2 separate regions of the Homo sapiens genome follow, and region 1 is linked to region 2. A link is a contact called in ENCODE Hi-C or POLR2A ChIA-PET data. All regions are on one chromosome and are shown on one strand. The core of a region is the stretch at or near the end of the contact, and the rest is flanking DNA. Distances in the headings are between cores, read along the strand shown.

Region 1 (4,434 bases), core at 606-3,105, 130 kb before region 2:
ATAGAAAATAATAAAGCAAATATGGTAAAAGGTCAATAATTTGGGATTCTGGGTGAAGGGTATATGAGAGAGTTGTTTGTACTGTTCTTGTCACTTTTCTATAAGTTTGATTTAAGTAAAAAATAAATGCTCTTAGGGTGAGAATTCTCTGTTTCATATAAGATCCTTTAGAGTAAAAGAGAAACTCACTAAAAGAAAAGCAAAGAGATAGCACTTAGCTAGTTCAGTTAGTTTGCATGACATAACAACAAGAATGTTGGATGTTGAACTGAGTGAGCGAGGGAGGTAAGAAGGGTAGATGGAATGGACAGGAAAAGCCCTACAATAGCCTGGGGGTGCTGAGGTCTGGTAGAAGAGTAAACATTCCTGGGAAATAGGAATCGTTGAAAGATTTTTAAGAACAGGGATGTCAATTCTAATTTTTCTGGAATGTTGGGATGTGATGTAATCATGCCTTGGCCCCAAACAGTCTGCAAAGTCAGCTACACACACATGCCCTTTGGGAAATGAGGCAACTGTGGATGTCCCACCAGGTGATGCAGCACCGGAGGAAGTGGTCCTCTCTGAAATGCACAGAAGGTGGCAAGAATTCACAGGAAGCAGGAATTTGGGGCCATAGGTCACTTGGAAAAACCTAACCCTCCAAGAATCCCCTGAAATATAGGGAACACTGGATACCAACATTTATGTGATGAGGTGGGAGTCAGTTTATCTTAAATCTTAAGGAAAAGATGACCCCAATGAGTTGCAAAATATGCAGACACCAATGGCTGTTATAGGGGTAACAAGAAGTACTGTATTTTAAAATTAATATTAGAAATGTGGAAAGGAAATAAAATATTGATTAAAATACTAAGATTAATATTTTCTTCGGTGCTTTGGAGAAATGCATGGCAATTTGCAAATATATCATGGGAGGGTATGTTCAGACTGTAGATATAAAGCAGAACTAAAATTATAGATTAAAGGAGTTCAAAAAGTATCCTGTACTTACCAGCTGAACATCAGGATCAACATATTGCTGTATAGCTCTAACAAATGCAGCTGGATTTTCTTGTACTTTTATGCTACATAAAAAGATTAATTTTGAAGCTATGTAACTTCCTTCTTAGTAGCACATACTTATATGGCATTAGAAATAATACAAATAAATTTTCATAACAAACTAGTAGTTTTAGGAAAAATTATTAGAGAAAATAACCTTTTGAGTCTAAAATTGTTTCTTAAACTACAAAATATGACAAAAACATTTCGCAATAATTTTTACAGTGTAAAAAATGGTTTGGTAGAAAATCAGATCTTCTCAATTGTCCAGAATCCCTATAATCAATAATTCTGTTGTTCAAAATGGGGTTGAAAGTGAACTTTTGAAATCCCAAGTCTCACAGTATCAAATGTCTGAAAGAGTGTTCAAGCTCAACCAGGATTAAGATTTCTGTAAGAGTGAATTGCTATAGGAATCTAAAAATGAATGTTTCAGAAAACATCAGGTTAATGAGACCAAGATATTCAGCTAATTTGCATGATTTAGACAAAAATATCTTTATTTTCCTTAGTGGTTGCTTGTCTGGAGCCTGGAATGTCTAGCCTTAATCAGCGCACAAGTACTTAACAATTATCTGTTCTGTGCTTACATTATGTTAGGGGCCAGCAGCTCCAAAAGTAATTCTCACACACATAGGAATTTGTAAAACTAGTTTCTTTATGTAGAATCAGCCTCTTTTATGTGTATATAAGTGAACTGTCCCAATGCCCAGCGGCTTTTTAAAACTCGCCCAGCAGGTGACAGGACCATCAACCCCATGACTGCAGATACTAACAGACCTATGTGACTGGCTGGCCGAACCGTCTCAGCAACTAGATGGTCCTGACTCATCCAATTCAAACTCTCGCACTCTGACTCTGCTGCACTTACAGTCCACTCCTAAAATCATCAGGTGAATGTTTTAGAAGACAGAAGCTATGCATATAAATCTAACAGGTAAATGGATACTTCATGGAAAAAAGAAGGTTGAAATAAAATACGAGCTTTCAAATAAAACAGGCCAAGGACAGAACATAGCAATGGGCTTGTTCCAGAATTCACATGAGAAAGAGCCTGTGATGTCAGCCCAGGATCTGCGGACTGTGGCTTCTTTCATAATCATTTCCTGCTTTATTAGCTCATGGGTTTAGAGAAAGTAGAGCGGGTGAAACTCAATCCAGGCTATTTATTAACAGATTTGATAAGAGGAGAGTTCTAAACAATGGTGTTAAATGAGACTTTGGGATTAATACTTGTGCTGCTGATGCAATTAATTAGTAACTATGTGTTTAAAGAATAACTCCATTATAACAAAGAAAAGTATCTGTTCCTCTTTTCTAAGCATATCAGTTTCAGTAAAATGAGGCATGACCAACTTTATGGCTTTTCTAAAGCAAAACAGTATTTATTTTCAGTGTGATTGTATATGTATCTCTTACTCAATGAAAAACTATTTATTTATCTTTCTCATTCCCAGCAACTGGCATAGTATCTACACATATTAGTACTCAATAAACATTCTAAGAATAAATGGTTGACCTTAGTCTTATCAGAAAACTCTCTGAATGACTAATAGTATGCTACAGTAACAGAATCAGAAAAGCTTATTTGAGATCTATTTTCATATTAAATTTTAAAGCATAAAATCAAGTAAAAGTCAGGACATGCAACTTCTGTTTTTTAATATCCATTTCCTATTAAGTAAATAACTGATATGAAAAACTGATCTGAAAGAAGGAAAAACAGTTGAGAAGACAATATATGGACTTATTAAAGATTTATATCCCAACTGGTACTGGAAAGATTTTCAGGTAATGACACTACTGCTTAAGAACTGGGTACAAGTTTTACAAAGGCCAACATAAAATATATTCTAACTTTATAAAAGTTTAGTCATTACAAAATCTATCTACTTATGACTACTTTCTTGGCACTTTACATTAGGAAACTACTGGGATAAAGAAGCTTTTGTTGATACATCTGCCATTATTCCCTACCTTCTAACCAAACCAAATTAATATATGAACAAAATTCAATGTATTCTCACATTTTGGGGTAGTCCACATTAAATCCCATGGAACCTGCAACTCTTCTCAAGCAGTTCAGAAAGCTCTCGGCAACATATTCAGTTCTGTCGCTACATAAAATCAACCAGGTATTCAAAGACTGTGCATTTAAAATCTTGCAAGTTCGAATATCCTTGGACCAGTCAGCAGCAGACACAGGTTGACACTGAGAAAAATAATGATCATGAAAGGATTGAACAAATTTATTCAGAGAGCAGCTAAATAAAGACAGTGTGAAGATGGCCAACTTTTGTTATAACTGTTTAACACAGTTTGCTATTCAGTCTTAAAACACAGATGCAGGCACTGCACATCCGAACAGAATACATGTGCTTTCTGGGAGTGGAAGCATCTGGGCGTCATCCCAGGTCTTCCAGGCACTGGTGGCCCTTGGAGGTCCCTTTAACCTCATGATTCTCTGCGGTGCACAGAGAATGGTGTCTGATTCAAAGATCTCTGAGGTTCCCTTCCAGCTCTGAGTATCTATGCCTTTATTATGAATGACTCAGGCAAACAGCCTGTATCATTTTATCTTTTACTTTAAGCATCTAAATATCTCAGAGAATGCTGATTATCAATACTCTAGGTCATCATAATAAAACTAACACACCCTACAGAACAGTTAAGTGTTGCAAGAAGTCAGGGACCCCAAACGGAGGGACTGGCTGAAGCCATGGCAGAAGAACATGGATTGTGAAGATTTCATGGACATTTATTAGTTCCTCAAATTAATACTTTTATAATTTCTTATGCCTGTCTTTACTGCAGTGTTTAAACATAAATTGTGAAGATTTCATGGACACTTATCACTTCCTCAATCAATACCTTTGTGATTTCTTATGCCTGTCTTTACTTTAATCTCTTAATCCTTTCATCTCGTAAGCCGAGGAGGATGCATGTCGCCTCAGGACCTTGTGATAATTGCATTAACTGCACAAATTGTAGAGGATGTGTGTTTGAACAATATGAAATCTGGGCACCTTGAAAAAAGAACAGGATAACAGCAATGTTTAAGGAAAAAGAGAGATAATCTTAAACTCTGACCACCGGTGAGCCGGGCGGAACAGAGCCATATTTCTCTTCTTTCAAAAGCAAATAGGAGAAATATTGCTGAATTCTTTTTCTCAGCAAGGAACATCCCTGAGAAAGAGAATGCACGCCTGGGAGTAGGTCTCTGAACTGGCCCCCCTGGGCGTGGCTGTCTTTTATGGTCTGTAGACTATAGAGGTGAAATAGACCCAGTCTCCTATAGCGCTCCTAGGCTTATTAGGAAGAGGAAATTCCTGCCTAATAAATTTTGGTCAGACCGGTTGCTCTCAAAACCTTGTCTCCTGATAAGATGTT
Region 2 (4,016 bases), core at 1,189-3,688:
CACATGAATACTCCTCAATTCAACAAAAAGGTAGAATCTTTTTGTTGGATTATCCATTCCTTTATCCCATTCCTTTTCCCTGATCCCACCTGCTTCCCCCTATCCCAAAGGGAAGCATTATTAATTTTGAATTAATTATTTCATTGCTTTTCTTTGCTGTTTAATCACATGTATACTCATATTATGCTATATTTACAGCCAACTTATGTTCAGCATTACATTACTGAGATCCATTTTGATGCTTGGATGTGTAATTTATTTTTACTGATGTGTACAGTTATGCTTTGCCTCCTGTCAGTGAACAGGAGTTTTTTGCTTTTATAAACCTTGCTGTTATGAACATTCTTAGACATGTTTCCTGCTACATATATGCAAGTGTTCTTCCAGGATATACAAATATAGCTAGATTACCTTTCTTTTGTTAGTAGTTTTAAGAAATTTAATCTGTTGGCAGGGTATAGGATTGATTGAAAAGAAGACAGACTTGAAGAAGCAAGATTTATTATCTGATCACTGCAGTAAAAATGTGAGGTGGTGACAGTGATGGCAATGAAACAGAAATGGGAGGGACACACCGGAGAAGTTGTCAGGGAAGAACTCAAAGGATTTGGGGCCTGATTATATAATTTATTACAGTTGTCCCTTGGTATCCACGGGGGGTGTTCGGTCCAGGACCTAAAATCCTGGGATGCTGAAATCCCTTGAATAAAATGGTATAGCATTTGCATATAACCTACATATATCCTCCTATGTACTTTAAATCATCTCTAGATTACTTGTAATACCTGATACAATGTAAATACTGTTTAAATAGTTGTTATACTGTATTGCTTTAAAAATTTATATTTTTCGTTGTTATTTTTTATTGTTTTTTTCCTGAATATTTCGATCTTTAGTTGGTTGAATCCACGAATCTGCCAATACAGAGGGCCAGCTATATTTATTGAACACATTTATTGAATGCAGACTACTCTGTGCATTCAGTGAATGCAGACTTAGGTTAAATACTCGGTAAAAGAAAGGGTTTAAGAGGCTGACTTGTGTTACCTTATGTGTGAGTTCTTGAATAAACTGTGAGTTTCAAAGGAGGGGCAGGCCAGAGTTTAGATATGTGTGTGGTCTTCATATAACTTTGCACCACTGGGATTTGTTCCTTCTCTTCCATAGAGCTTCCCAGGTCTACCATTTTTTTGTACTATGCCAAAGTAGGGATGATGAGTTGAAAGGAAAACTCATAAGTAATTCTAAGAATTTAAGCCAAATGAAAGGTAGAATAGCAGCATTGGTAAGGGGAATGGGTAGTCACCATATGATGTTGATTTTTCTCATTGCCCCCCTCATCATTTGATTAAGGGAATGTGTAACAGCTTTCTCTGCTGTAAAGTTCCCATTTTCTACTTTTCAATTAATAAATATTTTTGGGAAAATACTTTGAGACTATGCAAATATCCTGTTTCACCTTAAACTTTTACTCGCTAATTTTAGCATCCATGGGTGATCTTATTTCCAGTAATTAATACTGTGGTATTTTAATTGTAAGTTTTGATTTCCTTCATTCTTTCTATATTTATTAATGGAATTCTTCTGTAAGGAAAATTTGTCCCTTCTTCTCTATTTACTTACTTATTTATGTCATTATGGACTTGAAGATCCAGTACTATCAGTTTTTTGGTTGCTACTGTTCCTCTGATTGTTGCAGCTTTGACCATTGCATTCTCTTTTATGTTGGCCTCTGTGTCCTTTCAATGTCTTCCCATCTGTTTTGAGGTCATGACCTTAGTTAGCTTTTTGGCACCTCAAGATGGTCTAGGCTCTTGGCTCTTGTAATGGCAAAAATCACAATTACTTTTGCACCAACCTGATATTTTCCTACCTAGCCCTGGAATCAACCATTTCTCCAAGGTGCTCTGATTCTTTTTATTGGAGAGTGGTATTCAGAAATCCACAAATGCGTACTAGGTGTGCTTACTGCTACCAGGGCTTGCTCAGCACTCTGAATGAACAGAGTTATGGGAATAGATATATGTGTATATAGTAACCCATGCATACATACATGTCTATATATGTGCTTAAAAAACCAATGATAAGTTCAGACTGATTCTAATCCAGCCCTACAAGGTCCATTTTTGTCTTCTCCCTTTCCTTACTTGTGACTTCTTTGTCTAACAGAAGCCTGGATCATATTATAAATATATATGTTTACTTATTTTTTCAATCTTGGTTTAATTATATTTCCAATCCTGGTATAATTTGAAATTATAAAGTAATTTCAAAATTGCTAACTCATACCCCTGTGCAAAACAACTTTCCCAACTAGGTTACAATGTTTGTGTAAGTTATTTTAGTCTTTAGCCTTTCTGTATCTAGTTGAAACCTAATTTTTCAAACTTACTTAGCTCATTTTCTCCCCACCCCCTTCACTGTGGTTATGTGGTTCTTTGGTAATGCTGTTAGATTCATTTGTCACCCTGTGCATTCTCAAGATACTTCTGCTTTCATATTTAAAACAAAGAAGGTTTTCACAGATTGGGTGAGAATCTTGAGCCTTCTGCATTTTGCCTTATTTCCCATTTGTTTCTCTACATCAACTGTTTTTTTCTCTTGTTTCAAAGAAGAAAGAATCTGAATTTGGAGATGACTTGGTCATGCAAAATCTTTCAACAAGGATATTGTGATCACTTCTAGGTCACAAATTACAGTCAGCCTACCAGCATCATCCTCCCTTCTTCTTCCGGGAAAGAACCAGCACTCAATGAAGGCACAATGGCATCATGTTGTATTTGGGAATTATTCTGCTTTTCTTTAGTAGTTGTGATAATCTCATACCTTAGATGTATGTTTTTTACATAAAAACATTCCTGGATACACAAGCCTGTATATTCTGTCTTCCCTGCATTTATTCTGCTTAGCCCTTCTGTTCTCCTTGCTGTTCCTTGAATTCACTGAACACATTCCCACTTTAGCACCATCTGCTCTTCTACTGCTTAGGACTTTCTCTCTCCGCGTACTGATGCTTCATCTCAGTTCTCTGCTCATTTGATGCTAGTCAGAGAGGTCTTCCTGACTACCCTGTGTATGTAGAGAGGAGTATGGCACTTCTATGTCACTTTTCCCTTTATTTTTCTTTACAGCACCTATCACTAACTGACAAGTTATACATGTGCATACTTACACACATGCATATACATCTTGTATTAGAGATTGAGTATCCCTTATCTGAAATGCTTGGGACCAGAAGTGTTTAAGATTTTGGATTTTTTGGATTTTGGAATATTTGCACATATGTTGGGGATGGAACCCAAGTCTAAACATGAAATTTGTTTACATTTTATATATACCTTATACACATGGCCTTAAGTTAATTTTATACATGTTTTAAAATAATTTTGTGCATGAAACAAAGTTTGTGTTAAGTATTTATGTGTGGAATTTACCACTTGTGGTGCCATGTTGGCACTTAAAATATTTTGGATTTTGGATTTTCAGATTAGGGACTCAACCTGCATTGCTTGTTTCCCACACTAGAACAAGGACTTTGTTCACTGCTGTGTCTTCCATATCTAGAAGAAGCCTGGGACATCTGACATAAAGTAGACAGTGTTTGGGTAACAGTATTTGTTGGGTGAATGGAAGAATATTGGTTTGGATTAAATGAATGCTTGGTTAAACTATGTGAACACTTTTACTTGAATCTCCAATGATGTAAGTTAATATTAGGGAAAACTATTCCTTCTTGTCTTCTATCACCTTGCATTTCATGTATCTTTAAATAATAACTGATATAGGTATAATACCATAGTTTGCATATCACTTGTTTATTTAATATTTGATATTGAAAACTCTTAGCACTTATGTGAGATTGATGTTTTTACTCCCATTATATTTATTAGTAAAAAGATAATGTTAAGAAATTACTGGACATATTTATACTTACTTGCATTTTCTGTGTGTTTTCTCTAGTATATAGTTAGACTGATTTATAGATTTCTACTATTGATAGAATTCATGCTTTTCTG

Evidence for each region. A loop is a pair of places that touch in the nucleus more often than their neighbours do. ChIA-PET counts read pairs that join two places held with the same protein, here RNA polymerase II (POLR2A). Pooled maps may share reads with other maps.
Region 1: a map of GM12878 shows a loop between it and region 2 (8-fold over the local background). The contact joins two enhancer-like sites. A Hi-C loop is called at or near these places in 1 of 168 maps with a recorded cell type or tissue (GM12878), 5 of 37 single-sample maps with no recorded cell type and 5 of 50 pooled maps. POLR2A ChIA-PET finds 5 or more read pairs at or near these places in 1 of 52 experiments (HEK293).

What each region holds. Positions count from the first base shown.
Region 1 is chr11:94,600,617-94,605,050 of GRCh38, reverse strand. It overlaps PIWIL4 (piwi like RNA-mediated gene silencing 4), which reads right to left. Exons shown (of 20, transcript NM_152431.3): 12 at 3,072-3,256; 13 at 995-1,067. All of the region lies in intron 4 of PIWIL4-AS1 (PIWIL4 antisense RNA 1), which reads left to right. Among named protein-coding and RNA genes, the nearest start is that of LINC02700, 35 kb to the left of the region's middle. RefSeq lists an enhancer at 1,925-2,144. Within about 2 kb of position 1,855, at least 11 of the 41 ENCODE cell types and tissues checked have a DNase peak (open chromatin) inside an H3K27ac peak, as active enhancers do; they include GM12878, where a contact is called at or near this core.
Region 2 is chr11:94,472,058-94,476,073 of GRCh38, reverse strand. All of the region lies in intron 7 of MRE11 (MRE11 double strand break repair nuclease), which reads left to right. Among named protein-coding and RNA genes, the nearest start is that of MIR548L, 7.5 kb to the right of the region's middle. Within about 2 kb of position 2,438, at least 4 of the 41 ENCODE cell types and tissues checked have a DNase peak (open chromatin) inside an H3K27ac peak, as active enhancers do; they include GM12878, where a contact is called at or near this core.